Linked DNA regions of Homo sapiens: region 1 is linked to region 2. A link is a loop called in an ENCODE intact Hi-C map of the cell type or tissue named here. Cell type or tissue: psoas muscle. All regions are shown on one strand.

Evidence for each region. A loop is a pair of places that touch in the nucleus more often than their neighbours do. Peaks named below come from ENCODE experiments on the same cell type or tissue, not always from the same donor. Only the 100,000 strongest peaks of a DNase experiment are listed, where the experiment ranks them.
Region 1: it touches region 2 in a loop (3-fold over the local background); 10 of 110 quality-filtered maps call a loop at or near these places.

What each region holds. Positions count from the first base shown.
Region 1 is chr16:73,953,815-73,958,814 of GRCh38, reverse strand. No RefSeq gene overlaps it. Among named protein-coding and RNA genes, the nearest start is that of PSMD7-DT, 260 kb to the left of the region's middle. In psoas muscle, a CTCF peak has its summit at 2,031 (motif pointing right); a DNase peak (open chromatin) is centred at 2,020.
Region 2 is chr16:72,830,137-72,835,136 of GRCh38, reverse strand. The region is part of intron 4 of ZFHX3 (zinc finger homeobox 3); the gene reads left to right. Among named protein-coding and RNA genes, the nearest start is that of ZFHX3-AS1, 170 kb to the right of the region's middle. RefSeq lists an enhancer at 1,850-2,019. In psoas muscle, a CTCF peak has its summit at 2,410; a DNase peak (open chromatin) is centred at 2,386; H3K27ac peaks cover 1,716 bases.

The DNA of each region.
Region 1 (5,000 bases), 1.1 Mb before region 2:
AAAAGTGTCCTATTTTTGGTGCTGATATTGTAGCCTGGTGCCAAGGCAAAATTTGATTCATTTCATAGAAGCCCTGTTGGACTTTTTCCTGAAGGTAGGAAGACTAATTTCTTGGTATTTATCATAGTTTATTTACTGTCTGTTTTTGTTTCTTCAAATAACTCCAATTGTAGTTGGGAATGATATTTTGGGAACTTGGGGAATGCTGTTAGGAGATATACTGACTTTTCCCTGTGCCCTTTTCCCCTCATATGTATTTTGTTATTTCCATACACTTATTCCTTACCAGAAACAGCCCATGAAAATGTCTGATGAGTTAATTGCTTTGAACCAAGAACAAAATGCAAAAGCAAGGCAAAGGGGAGGAAGCTACACACCGCCTACGTGCCCCCTATTGAATTTTCCAGAATCATAAGATCACTGTCCTCCCTACTCTTACAGGGCTGAAGGAAAAGTGAACATGCTAGTTTTTTGGTTTTCTTTTTCTTTTTCTTTTCTTTTCTTTTTTTTTTTTTTTGAGACGGAGTCTTGCTCCGTTGCCCAGGCTGGAGTGCAATGGTACTATCTCAGCTTACTGCAACCTTCGCCTCCCAGGTTCAAGTGATTCTCCTGCCTCAGCCTCCTGAGTAGCTGGGACTACAGGCGCATGCTGCCACGCCCAGCTGATTTTCCTCAAATGTTCTTTCTTAGGATAGCTTTCCCAAGACTATCTTTGACCACTTTCTAATTTTCCCTCCTCTCCCCACCACCCCATGACACTGTTTATTACAGTAGGATGGTACCTTATTGTAGGCTTCTAATGGATTTGAAAGCTGCCAGGGCAGGGACCTTTTAGAGAAGGTATAACAAAGCAGGGGACTGGACCTGCGGAATAAATTCTGGGGAGGGTCATTGGTCTTTACACTGTTTCCTCATTTCTCCAAAATGCAGATTAGGCCCATTAAAGTGCTCTATAAGATAAAGTAAGCAGTAAAGCCCAGATGATTTGCCGATAAGCTATAATATCTCCAGTTCACATGTGTTAGAATAAAATATCTAGCCTAAGTTCTATGTACTTCTAGAATCTTAAAAACAATTATAGCCTTAGTTTCCATGGCTTGTGTTAGTTCTTTTAACAGACTCATGCTTTTAAATAAGATGTCTTGGGTCAAATTGAATTAGGAATGTTTTGTTGTTTTACAGTTTTATGGATGGTGTTTTATAAATGTCTCCTATTTCTTCTCAATCAGACTTCATAAAACTGCTTAAAAATCAACGAATTAGTTAGAAATCAAGTTAAAGTAATAACTTTTGATTTATCTGTCAAATATATTTTTCATGGGACTTAATCACCATTGTTTTTAAACAGAAACATTAAAATACAAAATGAGGCTTGTTTTTCATTTTTTAAAAAAGGAATCAGTAACACTTGCAATGTGTAAACATTGTTCTCTGGTAAATTATAATCAGATTGCTGTTGGATTACATGTACATTGTGCTAATGCTCAAAGATTTTTTTCTAGTGATGTCATTACAGGGTATGAGTAGACAGGATCTGTCACTATTAAAAGAGACTGTGCTAACAATTCGCTGCAGAGCAAGGGTTACCCCAAGTAACAAGGGGTAACTTGATTGGAGTAGGATTGGTTAGAATTTGTAAAGACGCACTTCTTTGTATTGAGACGAACTTTTATATGTTATATCCTAACTCCTTCCAGGTCAAGAGTCATTAAACACAGAGCATTTTATTCATTTAAAGAGTATCTTCAGTGCCGCCAAATACAGCTCTGTGTACCATTGACTTTACAATAGGATCAAATGATAGAAAAGTTGAGCCTCGCAGAAGAAAGTTTTTCTCTTTGTGCATGCCTCTGTTATCATTGTAAAGATAAAATAAGAAGTGAATGGTCACGCAAACGGGTTTTAAAGCAGATGCTTTTTATTTCATACTCTTTCTTCCTGTTTTTTACTCCACTATGGTGAATGCCTTTGGACTGGTTTTCATTGAAAGAGGACAGGAGGCAGCTGTGATTCTGATGTGTCCACTAGTGGGCACTGCAGTGCTTCTAACGTTCTGTATATTTTAAAATCTGGGCACAGGATAAAAAAATCGTATAGTGAATGGTGAGTTTCCGCCCCTTCAGAGCTTCTGTCCTGTCAAAAAGACACCAAAAATACACTTGGAAGATTATATCTACTTAAATTATTTACTAAAATTTTAGAACAAAATAGCATGCTTGAGATTGTGCCTCAGTTTTTTGCTGGCATTCATTTATATTTGTGAATTGTCACATTTATTCTTGTTTGACAGGCATACACTTTGAAGTCCACATTATGCAAAAAAGGAAAGGTACGTAATGCCAGAGTCCAAATTAACAATATTTATTAGGAGAAAATCCTGCCTTTTCCTATTAAAGAAAAACATTTAACAGGGTTGGTTTATGTAATTTTGAGCAAGAAGCAGTGCAGTTGTGGCTAAGATGTCTATTTGATATTTAGGGAAGAATTTGATGCTTTAATAAGGGAATCCTCCGTCTCCCTCATCCATCATCCACCATCCTCATCCATCCAAACACCACTGTAAATTTGTCAGAGCCTTTTCCATATTCAGTACTTGTATAAATAATGGCTGCTGTGCTTTGAAAAAAGGGAAATGTACGTTTTCCAGCTATGTTATATATCTGATCACAGTCATGGAGACATCTCATAGTTTTTGTTTTGCATTGCTCGGCCTCGGTGCATATAATTTAAGCCCCAGAGCCAGAGGACATTTTTGTGTGTCGACTCTTATTGTGGTTAGTACTTGCCAAAATGAAATTGGTTTCTTTTTTTGCGGGGAGGGTGGGTGCGGCGGTGCAGAGGGGAGCGTTCCTACAGCAGAGGAAACACAGCTCCTGCTCCATTACTACGCTTTTATCATTGCCCATCGCTTCTCCTTCTCTCCTTTGCTATCTTAGGGATTATGCGGGTTCTCTGCAATATTCTGAAATTAATCAAAGCAAGCAAAACCCCATGCCTTATTATCCATCACGGGAAGAGAGTGGTTTCCACAATCCAGACGGCTTTGTGATGTTGTCCAGTTGTGTAACTAGAATTTTATTATCTTTTAAAAGAAGCTTCTGGTTTTTATACAATGAAATCTTTTCATGTTTAACTTGTACGAGCGATGGATCGCTCCATGTGAGTATGACAAAGGATATGAATTTAACCAATAGGCTGTTTCTCTTATTTAAATAAGAAACTGATCTGTGAACAATGTCTATTTCTTTCTTTGATTTTTAGCATAGCAGAACAGCTGTATGTCCCTAATGTAGTTTGGGTCATAAAAGCTTTCTATGCAATGAGATAGGAACAAACTTACAGGATGCTTATCTGGACCTTGTGTTCTATCTCATCTTTTTATAATCATGCTCTACAAATTATTGTTTCCCACTAAATTGGTGGCCATTGTACAGATTGCAGACACTTAGTTTGATTGAAAGTAATAAAAGGAGATTATCCACTGAGTTGGTTGAGTGAAGGTTCTGATATGACCCACTGCCTAGAGTGAAAAGAATTAATCTTATAAACCCGACTCACTTCTGCCATGCTTTGAAAAACCGCCAGGAATGCATTAGACCCTTTTTGTCTTTAGTCCACTGAAAGCTAAAGGTGGGTGGGGCAGACCTGATGTAGAAACCAAATAGGCCATGGCCTGAGTGTTATGCTTTGAGTGGCATCTTGAACTGTGGTGGGGTCTTTTTTTCTTGCTCCCTGAATGATGCATTTCTATCACGACAATCTTGGGGGAGAAGGAGTGTAGTTTTTATTTAGTAGGTGTATATATATTATTCTTTGTGCCAGGCACTGTTTTATATTCTAGGTTTAGAATCAAAACTTATTTTTGTATGTTATCATGAAATAGAATATTATTATGCCAACTTGAAGAGTGTGGAAACAGGTATAAGGAAGTATAGTGCAGGGTCCTACAGCAAATAGGTAGATGACCTGAGATTCAAATCCAAGCTATCCCCACACCCCCATCAAAGCACTTTCTTGTAAATATCATATTCTCCTGCCTACTCTAAGAGAGCAAGGAGGAAACGTTATCTCCAGGAGACCAGGGTGAGATTATGCAGCATGCCCAACTCCAGGCTGGGACATGGAGGCTCTCAGGGGGAAGAAAATGAATGAATGAGCTCCTGATGAAGGGAGAACCTTCTGTCCTTTTAAGGAAATAGCATTGTGGGCTTAGAAGACAAGCTTTGGAGCCAGTCGAACTTGAAAGCATAGGCATCCTGACTCTCCCCTTAATTGATTTTGTGACTGAAAGCAACATTACTAACCTCTTTGAGTCTCTGTTGCTGTCTCCTTAATAAGCCTCTCAGGTTGTTGGGAACCTGCGGGAAGATGGCCTGTGACTACTGGATGGCAGACACTAGCATGGCGGGCTGTCCAAAGACAGGATGTGCTGCCTGGAGTGGGAGGTTGGAGGTTGAGAATGGTATTTGGCACCAGGAAAAAGGCAGAGCAAGTCACAAGGAGCAGCTTCCCACATCTCACACTGGAAGAATCTTAAGGCACCTAAACCACATGACAATTCCCAACCTAGAGGCAACAAGTAGTGGGACATAGTAGGACGTCAAACCTACCTCCATGACTTTTGGATCCTAGAGAGAGAACTCTTTCCCCAGAGCTACTTTCAGGATAAGCTTCAGGCAGAAATGGTAGCATCAACTCTGGTCTTTATTTTAACTATGTAATTTTCAGTGAGTGTCTGAAACATCATAGAATGCTCACATCCAGTCTTCTTTCCATTTATGGAGGCAGCCATGGGTTAATGAGGGAGGAAAGGGGAAAGCATCTCTTCTATCCATGTTTCTCTTTATATCTTGATTTCTGCCTGTTGTGGGGGCAAAAAGGAAACATTGTGCTGGAGCTGCTGATGGGAATCTAAATGACCACAGTCACTACGGAAAGCAGGACGGAAGTTTCTCAAAACATTCAAAACAGAGCTACTATATGATCCAGCAATCCCACTA
Region 2 (5,000 bases):
AGGAAAGAACAATTTCATTCTTCGGGGATCACAGATTGGTGTATTATTTAAGTAACATGATCATGTGAGAGCCTCGGGTACAGATACCCTGATTCTTAGGAGAATTTCCAAATTTCTGTCACACTGAGGCACTATGGGGGCTTTGTCAGGTTTGGGGAAGGTTTGAATTAATCTGCATTATCCTGTTAAGAGTTAGGAACAGAGGGACTAGTCTTAATCATTGATTGACTCCCCTTCCTTCAAGCTTATAAGTGATTCGTAGAATACCCGCCGTGGACACGTCACTTGGCCCCCATTATTTGGGAAAATAGTACCTTTTTTTTTTTCTTTTTTAAACAGCTAGAACATTTTCTTGGGTGATGCGTTTGGGGAGTGCATACAGTGAGGTTGCGGGGTTGAATGCTGGCTTTGTGGTGATGCCACCTCTATTTTTGGCTTCTGCCTGGTGCTGCTTTCGCGAACCAATTTCCAGGTTGTTCATAAGATTGGTGCAAATTCCCATGGGGCTGCCAGTTGGCATGCTCTCCTCCTTCAGGAGCAGATTTCACCACCGATGGGGGAATTGTGCAGTCACCTTTACCAAGATGCTAAGTATAAGGTATATTAAGAGATCAATTTGCATTTGTGGTCAGCAAAACCACTTTGATTGAAGGGAAATTTTCTGGGACTGGGGTATCATCCCCTTAACTGAAGCTGTCCTAGGAAGCTTTCCCCTTTAGAAGGTATTTATCTGCTGGAATTCTTGCACTTCAGGGCTCTGCACTTAGTCAGGAAGCCTGAGTGATGAGCAGGCTGGATTTTGCCAGGCACTAGTAAGTAAGTGCTATCTGGGAGAAGCAGTTGTAAAAAGGAGGTGGTGATGGAAAGAGTTTTGTTTTGTTTTGTTTTTGAGACAGGGTCTCACTCTGTTGCCCAGGCTAGAGTGCAGTGATGCAGTCATGGCTCACTGCAGCCTCAACTGCCTGGGCTCAAGTAATCCTCCCACCTCAGCCTCCCAAGTTAGCTACGACTACAAGCATGTGCCATCACACCCAGCTAATTTTTGCATTTTTTGTAGAGATGGAGTCTCACTCTCTTGCCCAGGTTGGTCTCAAACTCCTGAGTTCAAGCAATCCACCTACCTCGGCCTCTCAAAGTGCTGGGATTTACAGACATGAGCCACCATGCCCAGCCAAAGAGGTTTTTTAAAGGCCTTCAGTCACTGTTGAACATGGAAATGAAAGGCAGAAGGGACCCTAGGAAGACACTGCAGTTTTCCAGTATTTGCTTTTATTTCCCTAACTCTTTAACATGAAAACACACACAGGAGGGGGTGCTCCAGTTTGAGGCTACTGTGGGCTTCCGTATGGGTTTTAGAGACACCTTCTCTGGTGTCTTCTAAAACACAGAGCTGTCTGGGAGGCATTGGGCCTGCTACCTCCTGCCCAGAACCAGGGCGGGACTAGGGGAGTGGGGATGACCTTCTCTCCCAGGTCCTGGCCACGCCCTTGGGAAAGCATTCCTGGTGTGCTCTGGTTGGGATTGGAAATACCATTAAATGCTTGAAGGAGAAGATGGTTTTGATTTGTCTGTTTCAGCCTTAAAAATGGCACAGTGGCTGTTATGTGTCTTGGTCTCTTTTTCTGTAGGAAAGACAGGATTTTCCAGATAAAACCGATCATCAGTCCATCAGGTCTTCACTTGTTCCCACCATCTGTCAGTAGCTAATATTATAGGGGAAAAAAATCTGCAGCCTCTGTAATAATGACCCAGCCAGTTACCAGTGACTTCGCAGAAGAGGGGGGAATGCAATCCATGATCTGTGGGGGGAAAAGCAAAAAACCTCCCCTCCATTCTCCAGCACGTGTGTATCAAATCTACATTCCTAAAGAGAACAAGGGCTAGATAACAGCCCTAGGAGCTTAGCGTGTGGACGCAGATCTCTGTTTCAAAGCGGGATGCTATTTTGCCCCTGGTTCCCACGTGTTTCCAGGGCCGGGAGACCAAGCCCTTCCCCAGGCCTGGCTCTTGGTAAGCAGCTTGCTTTATGCTTTCGGAACCAATAAAACACACCCTGCCTGCAAAGCATCGTGGGCCTGAGCTGTCCAGACAAATTTTCAGTTTGCATCTCTGTTTTTTAATCATTTCTCTACCTTTATTGGTATTCAGAGCTCACAGTTTTCCGGTTACTGTCAGCCTGGGCTTTCATCCATTTTAAAGAGCTATTTTTCCTCTTGCTGTTGATGATGATGGTATAAAGACAGATGGTGTAACTGCTTATGAATGTCCTATTTTATTTCTCCAGGACCAGACAGTTCACTTGAAGACATATATTATTTCCACATGCTCAGGTTAGGCGGTCCAGACTCCTCTGCCTCCTGCAGCCAGCTGCCCTTCCGGGCCTCGCCATGCGGAGGGCGACACCTGTAGGTCCTGGATGGAACTGCAGGGATGAGCTGGCTGGGCTGAATGGGACCTGCTTTTTAGGTGGGGGTGGGGGACTGAGGACACTGATCCCCTTGAAAGGGAGCTGGCTTATCCAGGATTTTCGTAATCATTTCTTCTTCTACCACGCATAGAACAGCCTTTTAGTGAATGAATCACAAATGATAATATTAAACCTAGGAACTCAAGAAGAGGACTTGATTTGTAAATCTTTTTAAAAAAAGAGATAAGCAAAATAAGTTCTTGAAATAACCTCTTTCGTTGATCCTCTCATCGGAACTCAGCTGCCTTCATTTTCTGCTTGCAGTAGGGCAGGGAGGGAAGAAAGCAAAAGCCCAAGTGGGCTCACAGAATGAGAGCTCCAGGAATATTCACAAAGCAACATGCAGTTTCCATGCTTGATGCATCAATGATCTGCTTATACATTACAGTCTCTAGTTTCTCAACAGATTTGTTTGGTAAGGCTCAAAGAATTGGGGTCAGTGTTGGGTGACTGTGAGTTTTTAGTGCTCTGCTGTGATAGCTGCAGGCTGTATAATGTGCTGGCTTGGAGATGGCCCCCCAGTGGGTAAATCCCTTCCCATGTCTGCTGAGCAGCACCTTCAGACACTGCACATCACCATCTCAGGGTGTTCTGTAGTTTGTAGGTATCAGACTGTCTTCATCTAAGGTGGTCATATGTATGCACTAGAGATGAGAGGCCATTGAGCCATCTCTTTGCCTAATCAAATTTGATTATCCCATTTATGCTGGAGATTGCAAATTTTTTGTGTGTGAAAAATCAGACCTTGGCGATGACCTTGGGCAGTAGGATATAAATAACTCCTACAAGCTTAGTGTTCCAATAATGGAACAATAGGCATAAATGTATCAACACTACAGATATTTTGTATCACAGCATGTATTGGGACAAATAAGGGTCCTTTAAGGGACCTAGCTCATCTGGGTAGACCGAATGCAATAATATTCATTGACCGCACGCTGGTATCACCATTCAAAGATGAATTTTATCATTATAGTGTTGAACAATTTTATTGAAATCCTAAAAATGTGCACAGAACGTCCCACCTGGACATAATGAAGATAGTTCCTGTGTCACGCTGTGTAATTTGTTATTACTCTACTGACACCTATACATGTTTACTCTACTAAATGATGTATGGTGTCAATGTGGGGCTCTATATCTGATTGACTTCAAGCTGTGGTTGCCTGATTTTTCTCTGTTTGAACTAAGGGTAGGGTAGGGAAACTTGATGTTGACTTTATTGTGCAGTGAGACAAAGAAGGAGACAGAGAAATTATATGTGGAATCCTGAGTTGGAGATGAAAATAAACAGTACCGTATTTCACCTGTATTCCCAGTGACTGCCTCATAAACTCCCTCTTGGTGGTAAGGAAGAAAGAACGTTCCGTGACACTAGTTCAGTTTTCCAGACCTTGGACCTCCATCATCTCTTGAGTCAAGACAATCTGATTCTAAATAGACATCTTCTTCCTCAGTGTTTTAGAAACCCTTTGAGACCAATTTACTTTGTACTCCTGTTACTTCCTTCGTGAGATACATTTAGAGGCTGTTTTCTAGACAGTCAGAAGGCATGACATTTAGAAAAATGGAAAAGTAGCATTGGGGTAGAGGCTGTTTTCTAGAGGGTCAGAAGGCATGATACTTTAAAATACTGAAAAGTTGAATTGGGGTTGGACAGACCTCTGGCGGTGCTGGATAGAGGCCTGATCCAGTGTTCTAAGCCAGACCCAGTACTTCCTTGCTGGGGTCTGGTCTGCTGACAGATGTGGGCATCCTTGCCCTCACGCCTGTGTACCTGAGAAAATGTGCTCTTCACAGCCTCCTAATAATTTCATCTTTATTAAAATTATTTCACCTTGGTTTGTCCACTTTATTCATTCCCTTAGCCCACTCTTACTGAATGCATGTTTTGGATAATGTTTCGGAGGGCCAGGAAAGCAAGAGAGAAGTGTCTCCCCTTCTTTCCCTCAGCATCTAGAGTATCTTATTCTCTTCTTCCCCACTTGGCTGAACGACATTTGACTTCATAAGCAGCCTAGCGTTGGCAGCCGTCATTCTGCCTTCACTGTAGCACTGTGTACTGAACTGGAGAGAGGTTTCCTGCATTAGTTTTAAACCCGTAGTGAGTGAAGGATGGAATTGCTTCAAAAAGAAAGTGTACGACTCTGTTACAAATTTTTATCCCTTACTCTACAAATCTCACTTCCCACCACTGCCTCCTGGCATGTTCACAAGATACCATTTGGTTTCTGGAACTCTTCAAACTGATGAACTCATATCACTGATATTCTGTGACTCTTCGCAACCTGCATGACTTCCAACAATTCCCACACACTCTGGCACATGCATAGGCACTGTGAGCCCTGTGAGGGGTCAGTGACTGGGGCTGGTCTAGGCCAGTACCAGGAGGCTTTGGGAATGGAGCTAGGCATGAAGTGAACAGGTGGCCATGTTTTGCATTTTCAAGTGTAAAAGACTTGCATGCAACTTCAGGGATTCAGGTGGAGTTACTGCTTCAACCAGGATTGGTTTTTCAGTTAGAACTACTCAA